Linked DNA regions of Homo sapiens: region 2 is linked to region 1. Evidence: read pairs that join two places in POLR2A ChIA-PET (ENCODE). Cell type or tissue: Panc1. All regions are shown on one strand. Links, peaks and the distances in the headings refer to the core of each region. The heading gives the core; the rest is flanking DNA. Region 1 overlaps WSB1 (WD repeat and SOCS box containing 1). Region 2 overlaps LOC105371704 (a long non-coding RNA gene).

Evidence for each region. Peaks named below come from ENCODE experiments on the same cell type or tissue, not always from the same donor. Only the 100,000 strongest peaks of a DNase experiment are listed, where the experiment ranks them.
Region 2: POLR2A ChIA-PET joins it to region 1 with 7 read pairs; 23 of 35 experiments call an interaction of 5 or more read pairs at or near these places.

The regions. Positions count from the first base shown.
Region 1 is chr17:27,301,385-27,308,960 of GRCh38, reverse strand. WSB1 (WD repeat and SOCS box containing 1) reads right to left here. Exons shown (of 9, transcript NM_015626.10): 2 at 7,005-7,173; 3 at 5,326-5,594; 4 at 4,050-4,181; 5 at 2,079-2,179. Among named protein-coding and RNA genes, the nearest start is that of WSB1, 11 kb to the right of the region's middle. In Panc1, for the core only: no CTCF peak of the experiment used is centred there; no DNase peak of the experiment used is centred there.
Region 2 is chr17:27,223,241-27,230,816 of GRCh38, reverse strand. LOC105371704 (a long non-coding RNA gene) reads left to right here. Exons shown (of 3, transcript XR_934632.2): 3 at 361-633. Among named protein-coding and RNA genes, the nearest start is that of MIR4522, 67 kb to the left of the region's middle. In Panc1, for the core only: no CTCF peak of the experiment used is centred there; a DNase peak (open chromatin) is centred at 3,988; H3K27ac peaks cover 519 bases.

The DNA of each region.
Region 1 (7,576 bases), core at 926-5,925:
TGTCATAGTCAGATTAAAATCAGTCTTTAAGTTAATTAAGGCAGACATGCAAATTCTATTTCAAATGTTTCTGTTAAATGTTAATTTAAAAATAAGCCTAAACATAAAATAAAGGCAATGCAATTTAACCACAAAGCTATACTGAAATCCATTTATTCCAAAAACTAATTAACTAAAATATACGGAAATAAATAGGGTTAAGTACTACAAACCCCCTTCTCTTTTTTTTCCAGAAACTACCAGATTTTTAAAAAAATATACAGACAGAAAACGTAAGGTTAACAAATTGTTACTCCATTGGCATCTCCCTTTGAGATAATCACTTGTTTACAATAGGCTTGGGTCACCAACTTGAGCCTAGGAAGAGAAACAGATACTGCAAGCAAATAGAATATTCACAGCCAAATGAAATTTCTTTGGCAAACAACAAGGATGTTAAACCACATTACAAAATGAAAATGCTATTTTATGAAAATAATACAATTACATTTCAATAAATCAAAATTTAACCATCTTATTTTTCCCAAACTAACCACGATCATAAGTCATTTGAATATAAAACGGTTCAATTATTTAAGAATAAGTTCATATACAATTTTAGATTCTAAAGATCAGTAGTTAACTGTGCAGAATAGCTCTAAACAGGATTCTAATGTTTACTTCAGTCTGTTATATTAAATGTGAGCTTGGAGGTTTATCCTAAGACAATCTCTCCTCTTGGAGTAAAGCAATCCTTTTTGGTTTTTTTTTTTTCTGCACAGACACAATACATTATTTCTAAAAGAAAATAAGTACAAATTTTAAATTGAATCAAAGACGTAAGATATCTCTGGAATCTGAAAGAATTCCAAAAAATAGCACAGAGAAACCATTTGAAAGCCAAATACTTTACATTAAATTGGTTTCACTTGTCAGACTCCCAATTCCATAAAACTGGAAAATCAATTTACTCAGGAGTCAGTGTATTTTACTGTGGGGGAAATTACTTTAAAAAAGAAAAAAAGAAAGAAAGAAAAGCAGAAAGTGGACATCGACCAGCACCTGTGTACGTACAGTACACCTTGCAGCCGAATGCAAGGTTACTTCATCCTATGGTAAAGGTCGCCCCCAGCCCGGTAGCCAGAGATGCCACTCTTTCTGCCCAGCTAACACCATTGTGCGCCTGTGTGCGAGTGGTGCCAGCATAACCTCAATCACACCAATATTGCTGCCACCACCTGTGACAGGGAAAGCAAGAAGCATATGGAAAACACACAGCCTAAAATAGCAATGTCAACATCTAATTTTGTTCTTCTTATGATTTGTAAAGAACTAAACTGAGTATCTTGCTTTAAACTTCCAACATTTATAACTATCATTTTAACATACTCCTTGGGTAAATAAAATGCATTTCAACTAGCCTCCCACCCTCCATTAATTCAAAGTGTATTGTAATTATCACATGTATTTGGACTTCAACCATTTTATAAATACTTGAAGCTACTGAGATCAATTTAACTATACTAACAGAGCTGGTAAACAACTACAAGAGTTCATCAATAAGCATAACCCTCTTAACAGTCACTTTACTTAAGCTGTCTATAGGTATGCTATGTAAGACAAACAATATCAAATTTCACCTATAACTGTAGGACATACATGAGTGCTATTTTTATATTATTTTAAGTTACTTTTTTTTCAGTTAAATGTACAGGACCAGCTGGGACTCAAAACTTTAAAAACAGCAAACTGGACCAAAAAAATAGAACAACAGAGAAGAAAATAATTAGCAAGGGAATGTCTTAACATATAGACTAGATCTCTTCTACAGCACATAAACTTTTCTAGACTTACAAAAAAAAAAAACCCTGATATGCCCATTATTATCTATTATCTCTAAAAACAATCCAACTTCTCACTTGGCAATCAATAACTATATTTAATTTCCTTCATGCAAATTCTCCCCCATCATGAAATAAAACATTTAAAATATTCATGACACCGAGCACAGACTTCATAGGTTACTTAGATTTAAAATGATTATGCACACATTATCATAATCCAATTCATAATGAATGTACAAGAACTTTGACACGTACTGCTTTACTGGCTCCGACTGAACACAGCATAGAAGAGTCAGGAGAGAATGCACAGCTGTACACCCAATTCTGATGCCCCCTCAATACTTTCATCATGTTTCCTGAACAAAAAGAAATAATCTGTATTAACCCTAGAATCCACTTCAAATGAGCAGTATTTCAAAACAGCAGTAAAGCAAAGGATCACAAACATTTATAGCTGAAAGCAATTTATCTATAACAAGGGTTACCGATATACACCAGCTGCTTAGGTTTTAAATTTTACTGGAACACAATCCTGTCCATGTGTTTATGTTGTGCTCTACAGCAGACAGCATGGTTCACAAGCCTCAAATATTCAACATCTAGCCCTTCAAGAAAAAGTCTGGGGCCTGGCGCGGTGGCTCTTGTCTGTAATTCCAGCACTTTGAGAGGCTGAGGCAGGTGGACTGCTTGAGGCCAGGAATTTGAGACAATCCTGGCCAACAGGGTGAAACCCATCTCTACTAAAAAACATTAAAAAATCAGCCGGGCATGGTGGCGCATGCCGGTAATCCTAGCTACTTGGGAGGCTGAGGCACAAGAATTACTTGAACCTGGGAGGCAGAGGCTGCAGTGAGCGGAGATCACGCCGCTGCACTCCAGCCTGGGCGAAAGAGCGAGACTCCATCTCAAAAAAAAAAAAAAAAAAAAAAAAAAAAGACAGAATTCTTTTAGTCCAATCCCCTTATTTTAAAAGTTAAGCAACTGGAACACAACAGCAAGGTTAAGAAACTTGACCATCTTCAAAATGCCTTTTCATTCTTCATTTTTGAGAACCTACAACTCACTCCAAAGTCCTTGTGTATTATACCCACAGCACACAACTATGCTTAAGTATACTGAACTCTTAGTTTTACAAATACTTACTGAGTGCCTACGCATGCCAGGCCCTATGCCGGCACTGAGGATATAACTGGAAATAAGGCAAGGACCCCACTATCTTGGAGCTTATATTTTACTAAGACTATGTTCTTAAAACATGTACATTGCTGAAATTAGTTTGAGATAAGCAAGCATCATTCGATATGCAAAATAAAAAAATTATTAAAATATTTCAACTGTTGGCATCCCTTTGCACCTCAACAGCTGAGCAGATAAAACACAGAGAAGGTCCTTCATGATTTGTTAATGTTAGCATAGAACTTTATTAAGGAATGGTTACTATCTATCAGCTGGAACATCTCCAGATCTGAGGGTTTTGTTTCCTACTAATTCAATTTAAGCTTTATTACCCCTAGGCAAGCCTGTTAACCTCCAGCTTGAGGCTGTTAGAGCACCAACAGACCTTACATTTAAGGTTTTAGTTAAACATATAAACTCTTTCATTAGGGACTGAGAAAGGGAAGAGATGCTCATCTCAAATGAGGTAGCATCTCCAAAACTTTGTAAGGCTTTAGAGAAAGGTGAGTACTTGACACCAACGTATCTTTCTATTGTATTGGACAGTAAATCTTTCACTTTTTATAAAAGCACTTCTTAACCTAGCCAATTTAACGTTTACTAATATTCACATGTTATAAGTTCTGGTATGTAGGTCATGTTTCAATTTAAATTTTATTAGATACTAAGTTACTTCAAGACCTACCTAAATTTTCACTCAGCCAATACAGTAAGTTAATAACCCTCCCTAAGAGGACATAAACACAGACTGGTTCCTGTAAAATCCCAAACCTGATCCATATTTGGTCCTCAGATAGTTGATACAGATTTATGTGGTTAGTTTCTGAATAATATCAGATCATTTACTTCGAATAACTGTTGGCTCCTATTCTGGGTCACATTTATGTTTTTCTTTGATCTATTCAGGAAAGGAACCTAAGTGTTAAGGCAGAGAAAAGGAACTTTGATCACATGTCATTTTTAAAGTCAAATGCCCCACATGTTCCCAATACCTCTCCATAGTAGTATCAAGAAACAAATCCTAGTTCATAGCTTGGAAAAAAGACATACCATCATCTTTCAGGTCCCATACTCTGAGAGTTTTGTCTCTTGAAGCTGACACCAGGATCAAGCTTCCATCTGGAGCAAAAGTTAAATCTCTGACCACTTCAGTATGATCTACCAAGTTAAGGAGGAGTTTTCCTAAATATGATAGAAAAGGGAAAAAAAAGACAGTATTAATATATTTTTGTTTTGTTCTTATTTTTCTTGAGACAGGGTCTCACTCTGTCACTCAGGCTGGAGTGCAATGGCGTAATCTTGGCTCACTACAGCCTCGACCTCCTGGGTTCAAGCAATCCCCCTACCTCAGCCTCCGAAATAGTTGGAACTACAGTTACAAGTCACCACGGCTGGCCTTTTTTTTTTTTTTTTTTTTTTTTTTTTTGGAGAGATGGAGTCTCACTATGTTGCCCAGGCTGGTCTAAAACTCCTGGGCTCAAGTGATCCCCCAGCTTTGGCCTCCCAAAGTGCTGGAATTACAGGCATGAACTTTAAAATATAAAATCAAATTATTTCTTTGCTTGTTATTTCCCTGGCCTAGGAATGTTAAGCTCCTCAAAAGATACAAGTTATCCCACAACTTTAGTTTTCAAACATGATCCCAGTGAAAAAAAATGTATTTAACTAATAATGTAAGAGCTTTGTTTTCTAAGACAATCTATGTGTTCATCTTGTTTTTTTCAAGAACCCAAATTTTGACTCATTATCACCTATGTTAGTATCACTTGTTATGTTCTAATGTACATGTTCTTTTAATGCTTCTTTAAAAATCCTTTATGTTTTTGAGTACATATTATATGCCAGAAAGTGTTTTAGGCAATAAGCAACACATTTATTTCTAGTTGCCCAAAGAATTTAACTTCTCAATCTATCTAAACTTTCACTAAACCTTTCCAAGGTGAGATGATTACTGAAATCTGATTTACCTCGAAAACCTCTAAGCTATCAATCATTGAAAAAGCATAAACAAAGAAAACACCTTGACATGTGAGTCATTAACTAAATAACTAGTTTATAAAGGACAACTAACTAAACATTCCCTGGAAAACCCTTTCCTACTGTAATACTCTCTAAAGAGTGATGAAGCAATATGAACTCCATAGTTTTCCTAAATTAAAATCATGAGCTGAAGAAGGTGACATTCAGGTCTATTATAAAGACGCACCTATGCCATCAATTCTTGCTTTTCAGTAAGCTGAAATCCTCAAATCCCAATTCCAGTGCCTATAAGCAGTGCCCTGCATCATAAAATAATACATTTGCTTTAAAAACTATGAATCCATACCTGTATATACATCCCATATTTTGATACGCCCATTGTTCAACCCTGTAGCAAGAAGTAGCTGATCTTGTCCAAATCTGAAGCGATGCCATTCTATATTTACACAGCGACTCTGTTTTTCTGGAACTGATGACCCAAAAGCAAGACTCCAGACTATATCTCCACAGTCTATAATATGTTCACGAGGCTTATTTTTCTGACCACCATCACTATTTTGTCTTGGCAATCTTAAACTGCTTGAATTGGTAACATTCTTGGTGCCATGCAAGAGACTGGAGTGGGGGAAGTCAGATGGAAATTGTATTATTATTCACTCTGGACTCCTCTGGACATTGAATAATTACAAGTGTTTGTTAAAATAACCTCAATATTATTATAATGACACCAAATAACAATAGAATCCTATAGATAGGAAGGGAAAGGTTGATATTTGAACTACGAGAGAAGGACATTAATAGAAATTCTCAGTGACTGAGTAGTAAGTTCAACAATAAAGCAATTTATATTATAACTTATTTGCCTCCCAAATTTTCCTCAAAACCACCGAATCAACTGGTGCTCCTTCAACCTAAAAACACAAGTATAAATAAGCAAAAAACAAACAAACAAACAAAAAAACCCAGTAACTTAAGATATGGTCAAGCTGATATCAGAAAATTGCCTTAAAGGGGGAAAAAAATCCTCAAACCATAATGATCAGTTTCCCATAGGTTCCAGACCTCAAGTTATATGTAATGAGAACATTAGTGACTATAACCATGAAGGTCTGCTAGACACAAAAAAAACAGGGAAAGATCCAATATAGCACATGATACATTTTAGAAAAACTTTCAACAAACATCCAAACTCAATTTACCCCAAACAGAGGGACTATAAGTCCATTAAAAACAAAAACAACAACAACAACAACAAAGGGCCAGGCTCGGTGGCTCACGCCTGTAATCCCAGCACTTAGGGAGGCTGAGGAGGGTGGATCACCTAAAGTCAGGAGTTCGAGACCAGCCTGGCCAACACGGTGAAACCCCTGTCTCTACTACTATGCACCAGGGTTATCCAACAAAATGTAAAATCCAAAGTGAATCCAAAAAGCTTCACATCACAGAAGTCACCTACTCTGGCACAACACTATATATATATATACACTTGTTAGACACAATCTGACTTTTAACATACAGAAAAACTTAATGTATAAATAACACCAGACAATTCTTTTTTTTTTTTTTTTTTTGAGACATTATTTGGCTCTGTCACCCAGGCTGGAGTGCAGTGGTGCTATCTCGACTCACTACAACCTCCGGCTCCTGGGTTCAAGCAATTCTTCTGCCTCAGCCTCCCGAGTAGCTGGGACTACAGGTGTGCCACACCACGCCCAGCTAGTTCTTGTATTTTCAGTAGAGATGGGGTTTCACCATGTTGGCCAGGCGGGTATCAAACTCCTGACCTCAAGTGATCTGCCTGCCTTGGCCTCCCAAAGTGCTGGGATTATAGGCCTGAGCCGCCGCGCCCGGCCCAAAGAATTCTTTACACAAAATTTCCAATAAATATATTCAGCCCATGATTAAAACTCACGACATCATCTATAAAGTAAAACTTAAATATCAAAATGTTTTTATTACCCTACACTGAGAGAAAATGGTAAATTCCACAAACAGATACAAAATACAGAAAAGTAACAGTCTTACAAGTTCTGAAGGCACTGGGACCACGGAACAAGCTTTACTGTGCGATGTCCTTGTGACCAAGCAAAGTATGAACCATCTGGAGCAAAAGCAACAGTCCAATTTTCACGACCACATTTCTTGTCAAAAGGAGCTGCAGGAGCTAAAAGTTCACCTATAGTACGTAATCTCACTAAAAGGAAAAATAAAAATACTGGATATCATATATAACCAACAATACATGTGAGACTGCTTCCATATTACTTTGGGATTGAGTTTCTTCCCTCTTCTATGCAGACAGGGTATAGTGAGTTCTGCATTCCATCCTCTAACGGGGGGTATGCAGTATATGAAGACCCCTTAACGATAATGACTATCTCCAAGTTTTGATAAAGTGATTTCCCTAAAATTTCCCAATGCAAGAGTTTTTAAGAAAGTTTCCGTAAAAAAAACTGGTCAATAATAATGTAATGACCAATTAGACCTAACAATTACAAAAGTCCTAACTTTTGCATTGTATTACGTTCTCATCAAATTATTAACATTTAAAATGCAAGAAATTAAACTTAGTTGGCAGGAAAAGTATCTTCCAAATT
Region 2 (7,576 bases), core at 911-5,910, 78 kb after region 1:
AATATACACAAACCATGGCACTTAAGAGTTCAATTTGGGGACCTATTTCCCCCCAGAAATCAAAATACTTATATTGTCCTAAAATATTTCACATTATAAAATAAAGTTTTTCTGTTTTTTTTTGTTTTTTAATCCAGGCTGGAATTGCTTGAAACTTTTTTTTTCCTTTGACTTTTATTTTAAGTTCAGGGGTACATGTGCAGGATGTGCAAGTTTGTTACATAGGTAAATGTGTGCCATGGGAAACTTTTAAAATAATAATTATGATGGCTTTTATTTTAACAATGCTTTATAGTTCACAAATTGTTTTCAGATATCTTACCCTATTTTGATCTTCCTCCTCAAATGCTTGTGAATTAGATAGGACAAGTAAACCCATTTAGCAGATGAAGAAACTGAGCGATGAGAAGAGCCCAACTACAAGAATGAGGAGCGCCTAACACCCACCCAGTCTAGGATGTTATTAATCCCAAAAGAACTTCATTCTATTTGGAGCTCGTGGGGGTGGAGAGATGGAAGCAGGAAGAACCTAAATTGTGTCTACCACTGGAATTCAGATTTGTCTTGACTTGATAAGGTAGGCTCACCAGAAGGCTTTATGTTTTCTGCTAGTTTGTTTTGTAGGTTTTTAGAGATCTCTCAGGTGGAGAGGGTTGAATTCATCATACCCCTCAATTCATGGTACGTTATCATCACCAAGGAACTGCTCTTGTTTTATTCAATTACGTACTTTCCTTTTATACACCATCCATATTCCTTTTTTTTTTTTTTTTTTGACAAGGTTTCACTCTGTTGCCCAGACTGGAGTGCAGTGGCACAATCATAGCTCATTATAGCCTTGACTTCCTGGGCTCGATAGATCTGCCTGCCTCAGCCTCCTGAGTAGCTGGGACTACAGGTATGTGCCACCACACCCAGCTAATTTTTTTGTATTTTTTGTAGAGATGGGCTTTCACCATGTTGCCCAGGCTAGTCTTGAATTCCTGGGCTCAAACGATCTGCCCATCTAGGCTTCCTAAAGTGTTGGGATTACAGGTGTGAGCCACGGAACCCAGCCCATGCTCCGTTTATATAGAGTTCAAAATAGGCAAGGCTATTCTCTAGTTTCCAGGGTGGGGGTGCAGATAATACTTTAGTTTTTTTTTTTTAATCTGGATCATGTTTATATAGAGTTATTCATTTTGCAAAAATCTATTGTGCTGTGTACTTAATAATTGGTGTAGCTTTCTGTATGTATATACTTCATTAAAATTTTTACTTGAAAAAGTCCTGTTGGAATTTTGAATCATCTTGCATAAATTTATAGATGAATTTGGGAGCGAATTAATATCTTAGAATTGTTAAGGTCATCTTATCCATGAACATGTTGCTAACATTTTAAGAGAGATATTTGTCATGAGGGGTATTGGTCTGTAACTTTTTGGTTTGGGATTGTTTCTTTCTTTTCTTTTTCCTTGCAAAGTCTTTGTCTGAATTTAATAACAGTATAATGTTGGCCTCATAGAATGAGTTGGGGAGTGTTAACTCCTCTTCAATTTTCTGAAAGAGTTTGTGCAGAATTGGTATTAGTTATTCCTTAAATGTGATGGAATTCACCAGAGAAGCTACCTGGGCCTGAAGTTTTCTCTGTGGGAAGGATTTTGAACTTCAGATTCTATTTCTTTTTTCTTTTTTTTTTTTTTTGAGACGGAGTCTTGCTGTCGCCCAGGCTGGAGTGCAGTGGCACAATCTCGGCTCACTGCAGGCTCCGCCCCCCGGGGTTCACACCATTCTCCTGCCTCAGCCTCCTGAGTAGCTGGGACTACAGGCGCCCGCTACCTCGCCTGGCTAATTTTTTGTATTTTTAGTAGAGACGGGGTTTCACTGTGTTAGCCAGGATGGTCTCGATCTCCTGACCTCGTGATCCGCCCGCCTCGGCCTCCCAAAGTGCTGGGATTACAGGCGTGAGCCACCGCGCCTGGCCAATTGTCTATTTCTTTAATAGATACAAGACTACTCAGATTATCTATTTTTTTCTTTTCCTTTTTTTTTTTTTTTTTTTTTTTTTTTGAGACAGAGTTTTGCTCTGTCTCCTAGGCTGGACTGCAGTGGCACGATCTCTGCTCACCACAACCTCCACCTCCCAGGTTCAAGCAATTCTCCTGCCTCAGCCGTTCAAGTATCTGGGATTACGGGCACCCGCCACCATGCCCAACTAATTTTTTTTTTTATTTTTAGTAGAGACAGGGTTTCACCATGTTGGTCAGGCTGGTCTCGAATTCCTGACCTCAGGTGATCCACTTGCCTTGGCCTCCCAGAGTACTGGGATTACTTCCAGTCCTGCAAGCTCCATTAAGGGTAAATGCCGTATACAGGTGTACCATTTTACAGGCATAAGCCACCATGCCTGGCCATCTATTTCTTGTTGAATGAGTTTTGGTAGTTTGTCTTTCAAAAAATTTGTCCTTTTCATCTAAGTTGTCATATAAGTTTCCCTAAGGCCAGGGGTGGTGGCTCACATCTGTAATCCCAGCCCACTGAGGGGCTGATGGGAGATTGCCTGAGGTTTGGAGTTTGAGACCAGCCTGAGCAACATTGCAAGACCCTGTCTCTACAAAAACAATTTTTTAAATTAGCTGGTTGTTGTCGTACATGCCTGTAGTCCCAGCTACTCAGGGGTCTGGGGTAGGAGGATCGCTTGAGTCTAGGAGTTTGAGGCTGCAGTGAGCTCTGATCATGCCACTGCATTATATGCTTGGGTGACAGAGTGAGATCCTATCTCAAAAAAAATTGTCATAAAATTGTTCATAAAATTCCCTTATCATCCTCTAATATCTGAGAGCCCGTGGGGATGTTGGCTGTCTCATTCCTGATATTGCTAATTTTTATCCTCCCTTTCTTTCCTGATTAGTGTGGCTAGAAGTTTTCAATCTTATTGATCTTCTCAAAGAAAGAGCTTTTTGTTCCACTGAATTTTTTTCTATTATTTTTCTGTTTTCTAGTGTGTTGATTTCCACTCTAATCTTTGCTATTTCCTTTCTTCTGATTACTTTAGATTTAATTTACTCTTCTTTTTTGTTTAAGAATCTTAAGGTGGAAGCTGAGAACATTGACATGAAAAAAATAGATCAATGGACTCAAACAGAGTCCAGAAATAGACCTGCACTTACATGGACAACTGGTTTTTATTAAAAGTGCAAAGACAACTCAGTGGAGAAAGGACAGTCTTTTAAATAAACGGTACTAGAATAACTGGATATCCATAGGCAAAACAATAGATTTTGATTCTTATCTCATAAAATATTCAAAAATTAATTCAGATGTATCACAGACCTAAAGGTAAAACCTAAAACATGAACATTTCTAGAAGAAAATCTTTGTGACCTTGTATTAGGCAATGATTTCTTAGCTACACCAAAAGCATAATCCATAAAAGGAGAAATTGATAAACTGGACTTTAGCAAAATTAAGAATCTCTGCTCTTTGAAACATCTTGGTAAGACAATAAAAAGACAGCCCAGAGACTGAAGTAAATATTTGCAAATCATATACTTAATAAAGGACTTGTATCCAGAATATACTCAGCACTCTCAAAACTCAATAATAAGAAGCAACTCAACTTTTTTAGATGGGCAAAATATTTGAATAGATATTTCACCAAAGAAGGCATGTAGATGGCAAATAAGTGCAGTCATGTGCCACTTAGCAACAGAGATATGTTCTGAGAAATGTATTGTCAGATGATTCTATCATTGTGCAGACATCGTAGAGTGTACTATACAAATCTAGACGGTATAACCTACTATACACCTAGGATATGTGGGATAGCCTATTGGATAGGCTACAAACTTGTACAGCATGTTACTGTCCTGAATATTTTAGGCAATTGTAACACAACGGGAAGTATTTGTGCATCTAAACATAGAGGTGGCATAGTAAAAATATGTATAAAACAGAAAATGGTACACCTGGATAGGGCATTTACCGTTAATGGAGCTTGCAGGACTGGAAGTTGCTCTGAGTGAGTCAGTGAGTGAGGGTGAGTCACTGTGAAGGCCTAGGACATTACTGTAACTACTGTTTACTTTGTAAACACTGTACACTTAGGCTACACTAAATTTATTTTTAAAATATTTTTCTTTCTTCAATAATAAATTAACCTTAGCTTATTGTAACTTTTTAATTTCATAAACTTTTTGATATTTTAAAACTTCTGACTCTTTAATAACACTTAATGTATAACACACATTGTATAGCTGCACAGAACAATTTTTTCTTCATATCCTTATTCTATAAGCATTTTTCTATTAAAAAGTTTTTGTTTTTTTTTTACTTTTTAAACTTTTTTGTCCCAAACTAAGACACAAACACACACATTAGCCTGGGCCTACAAATCATCAGGATCATCAATATCACTAATATCACTGTCTTCCACCTCCACGTCTTGTCCCACTGGGAGATCTTCGGGGGAAATAACATGCATGGAGCTGTCTTCTCCTGTGTTAACAATCCCTTCTTCTGGAATACCTCCTGAAAGACCCAGCCATTCCACTCCTGAGTATTTATCCAAGAGATATGAAAGTATAAGTCAATATAAAGACTTGGATATGAATATTCATGTCAGCTTTATTTGTATTAGTTCAAAACTGGAGACAACCTAAATGTGCATCAATGGGTGAATGAGTAAACAAATTATGGTACATACAAACCATGGAATAACACTACTTGGCAATAAAGAGGAATACATTACTGATACACACAACCCCAGGGATGAACCTCAAAATAATTATGCTGAGTTAAAGAAGCCAGACAATAAAATTGCTGGATAATTCTATTTATATAAAATTCTAGTAATGAAAATTAATCTATAGTGACAAAAAATGGTTAATGGCTGCTTGGGAATGGGAAAGGGTTCAGGGAGAGGTGAGAGGAAAGGGTTGCAAAAAGACATGAGAAAAGTTTTGGGAATGATGGATATATGTTCACCATGGATATATGTTCACCATTTTTAGGGGTGGTGATTGCACAGGTGTATACATATGTCAAAACCTAAATTGTTCACTTTAAAATGTACTATCAATTGTAGGTCAGGTACACTTCAATAAAGCCAGGCACAGTGGCTCATGCCTGTAAGCCCGGCACTTTGGGAGGCTGAGGTGGGCAGATTGCTGGAGCTCAGAAGCTCAAGGCAGCCTGGGCCACATGGTAAAACCCCATCTCTACCAAAAATACAAAAATTAGCCAAGTGTGGTGGTGTGAACCTGTAGTCCTGGCTACTTGGAAGGCTGAGGTGGGAGGATTGCTTGACCCTGAGAGGCGGAGGTTGCAGTAAGCTAAGATTACGCCACTGCACCCCAGCTTGGGTGACAGAGTGAGACCCTGTCACAGAAAAAAAAGAAAAAGAAAAAGAAAAAAGGCATGTCTTTCATTATCTGAGTCTTTTAAAACATCCTTTAAAGGAGTTTTATATTTTTCCTCATAAAGATTTTGTGCAGTTGTGTTAGGTTAATTCCAGGATACACAATAATTTCTGGTGCTACTGTGATGTATCTTAATTCATATTTTCTCACTACTTATTGTATTAGTAGTATCAGTTATGTCACTTATGTATGGCTGCATAATAAACCACTCCCTAAACTCAGCGAATAAATACAACCATGTTGTTACTTACGAACCCAGGGGTCAGAGTTTCAGGCAGCGCTCCACAGGAAGTGCTCCACATGACATCAGTGGGGTGACTGGACTGTCTTAGAGGCTTCCAGATGGCTTCATTCACATGTCTGAGGGCCTGATGGTGGGCAGGAGAGCAAAGGCACATTGCAAAGGGATGGATCCAGAGAGGCATGATTCACTGGAGACAGTTTTTAATATTTTACCTTAATGAGGAGGAACACTGTATTGGTTAGATTTATGTGTCAGCTTGACTGGGCCATGGGGTGCCTAGGTATTTGGTCACACATTATTCTAGGTGTTTCTGTGAGGCTGTTTTTTGGATGAGCTTAACATTTAAATTGTAGACTGATGCAAGCAGATTGCCCTCTATAATGTGGATGGGCCTCATCCAATCAGTTGAAGGCCTGACCAGAAGAAAAGGCTGACCATCCGCCGAGTAGAATTCTCCTGCCTGATGGCTTTTGAAATGAGTCATTGGCTCTTCCTGGTTCTACAGGAGCTTTCTGACTTCACACTTAAACTGGGATATTGACTCAGACTTGGACAGATTTGGATTTGCCAGCCTCCATAATCACATAAGACAATTCCTTCTAATAAATCCTTTATTATTTCTTATAATAAATGAATGAATGAATGTATCCTACTAATTCTGTTTCTTGAGAGACCCCTGACTAATACAGCATTATTAATTTTGTAAGTGATTATTTGCATGACAACCTTGGGGAACTTTCTTATTCGTACATTTTTGCTTCTCTATATAATCCTTCCACCTCTAATTTATTTTTCTTGCCTTATAATGATGGCAAATACCTCCAATACTACAATTAAAAGTAACTTTGACAATGGGTATCCTTATCTTTTCTCCCCATTTTAAAGCAAAATGAATCTGAAATTTTTCAGCTAACCATAATGTCTTTCTGCAGTTTTTTTTTTTTTTTTAAAGTGCATTTTATGGAGGTAGAGAGTAGAATGGTGGTTACCAGAGTCTGGAAGGGGAATGAGGGTGAAAGAACTAACTTGGTGAAGCGGTACAAAAACGCCGTTCTGTAGAGGAACTAAGTTCTAGTATTCAATAGTAAAGTATATTTATAATATAAATATTACAGTTACAAATAATTTATTTTATTCTTCACAATAGCTGGAAGAGAAGATGTGTAATATTCCCAGCACAAAGAAAAGACAAATGTTTGAAGAGATGGATATCCCAATTACTCTAATTCTGATTATTATTATTATTTTATTATTATTATTATACTTTAAGTTTTAGGGTACATGTGCACAATGTGCAGGTTAGTTACATATGTATACATGTGCCATGCTGGTGTGCTGCACCCATTAACTCGTCATTTAGCATTAGGTATATCTCCTAATGCTATCCCTCCCCCCTCCCCCCACCCCACAACAGTTCCCAGAGTGTGATGTTCCCCTTCCTGCGTCCATGTGTTCTCATTGTTCAATTCCCATCTATGAGTGAGAACATGCGGTGTTTGGTTTTTTGTCCTTGAGATAGTTTACTGAGAATGATAATTTCCAATTTCATCCATGTCCCTACAGAGGACATGAACTCATCATTTTTTATGGCTCTGCAGGTTTTTAGTAGATGTCAAGTTAAGGAGGATATTCTATTCCTAACTTTTCTTTTTTTTTTTGAGGTGGAGTCTCACTCTATCACCCAGGCTGGAGTGCAGTGGCACAATCTCAGCTAACTGCAGCCTCCTCCACCTCTGGGTTCAAGTGATCCTCCCACCTCAGCCTCCAAGTAGCTGGGATTACCTGTGCCCACCAGCATACCCAGCTAATTTTTGTATTTTTGGTAGAGATGGGGTTTCACTATGTTGGCCAGGCTGGTCTTGAACTCCTGGCCTCAAGTGATCCACCCACCTCGGCCTCCCAGAGTGCTGGAATTACAGGCGTGAGCCACCAC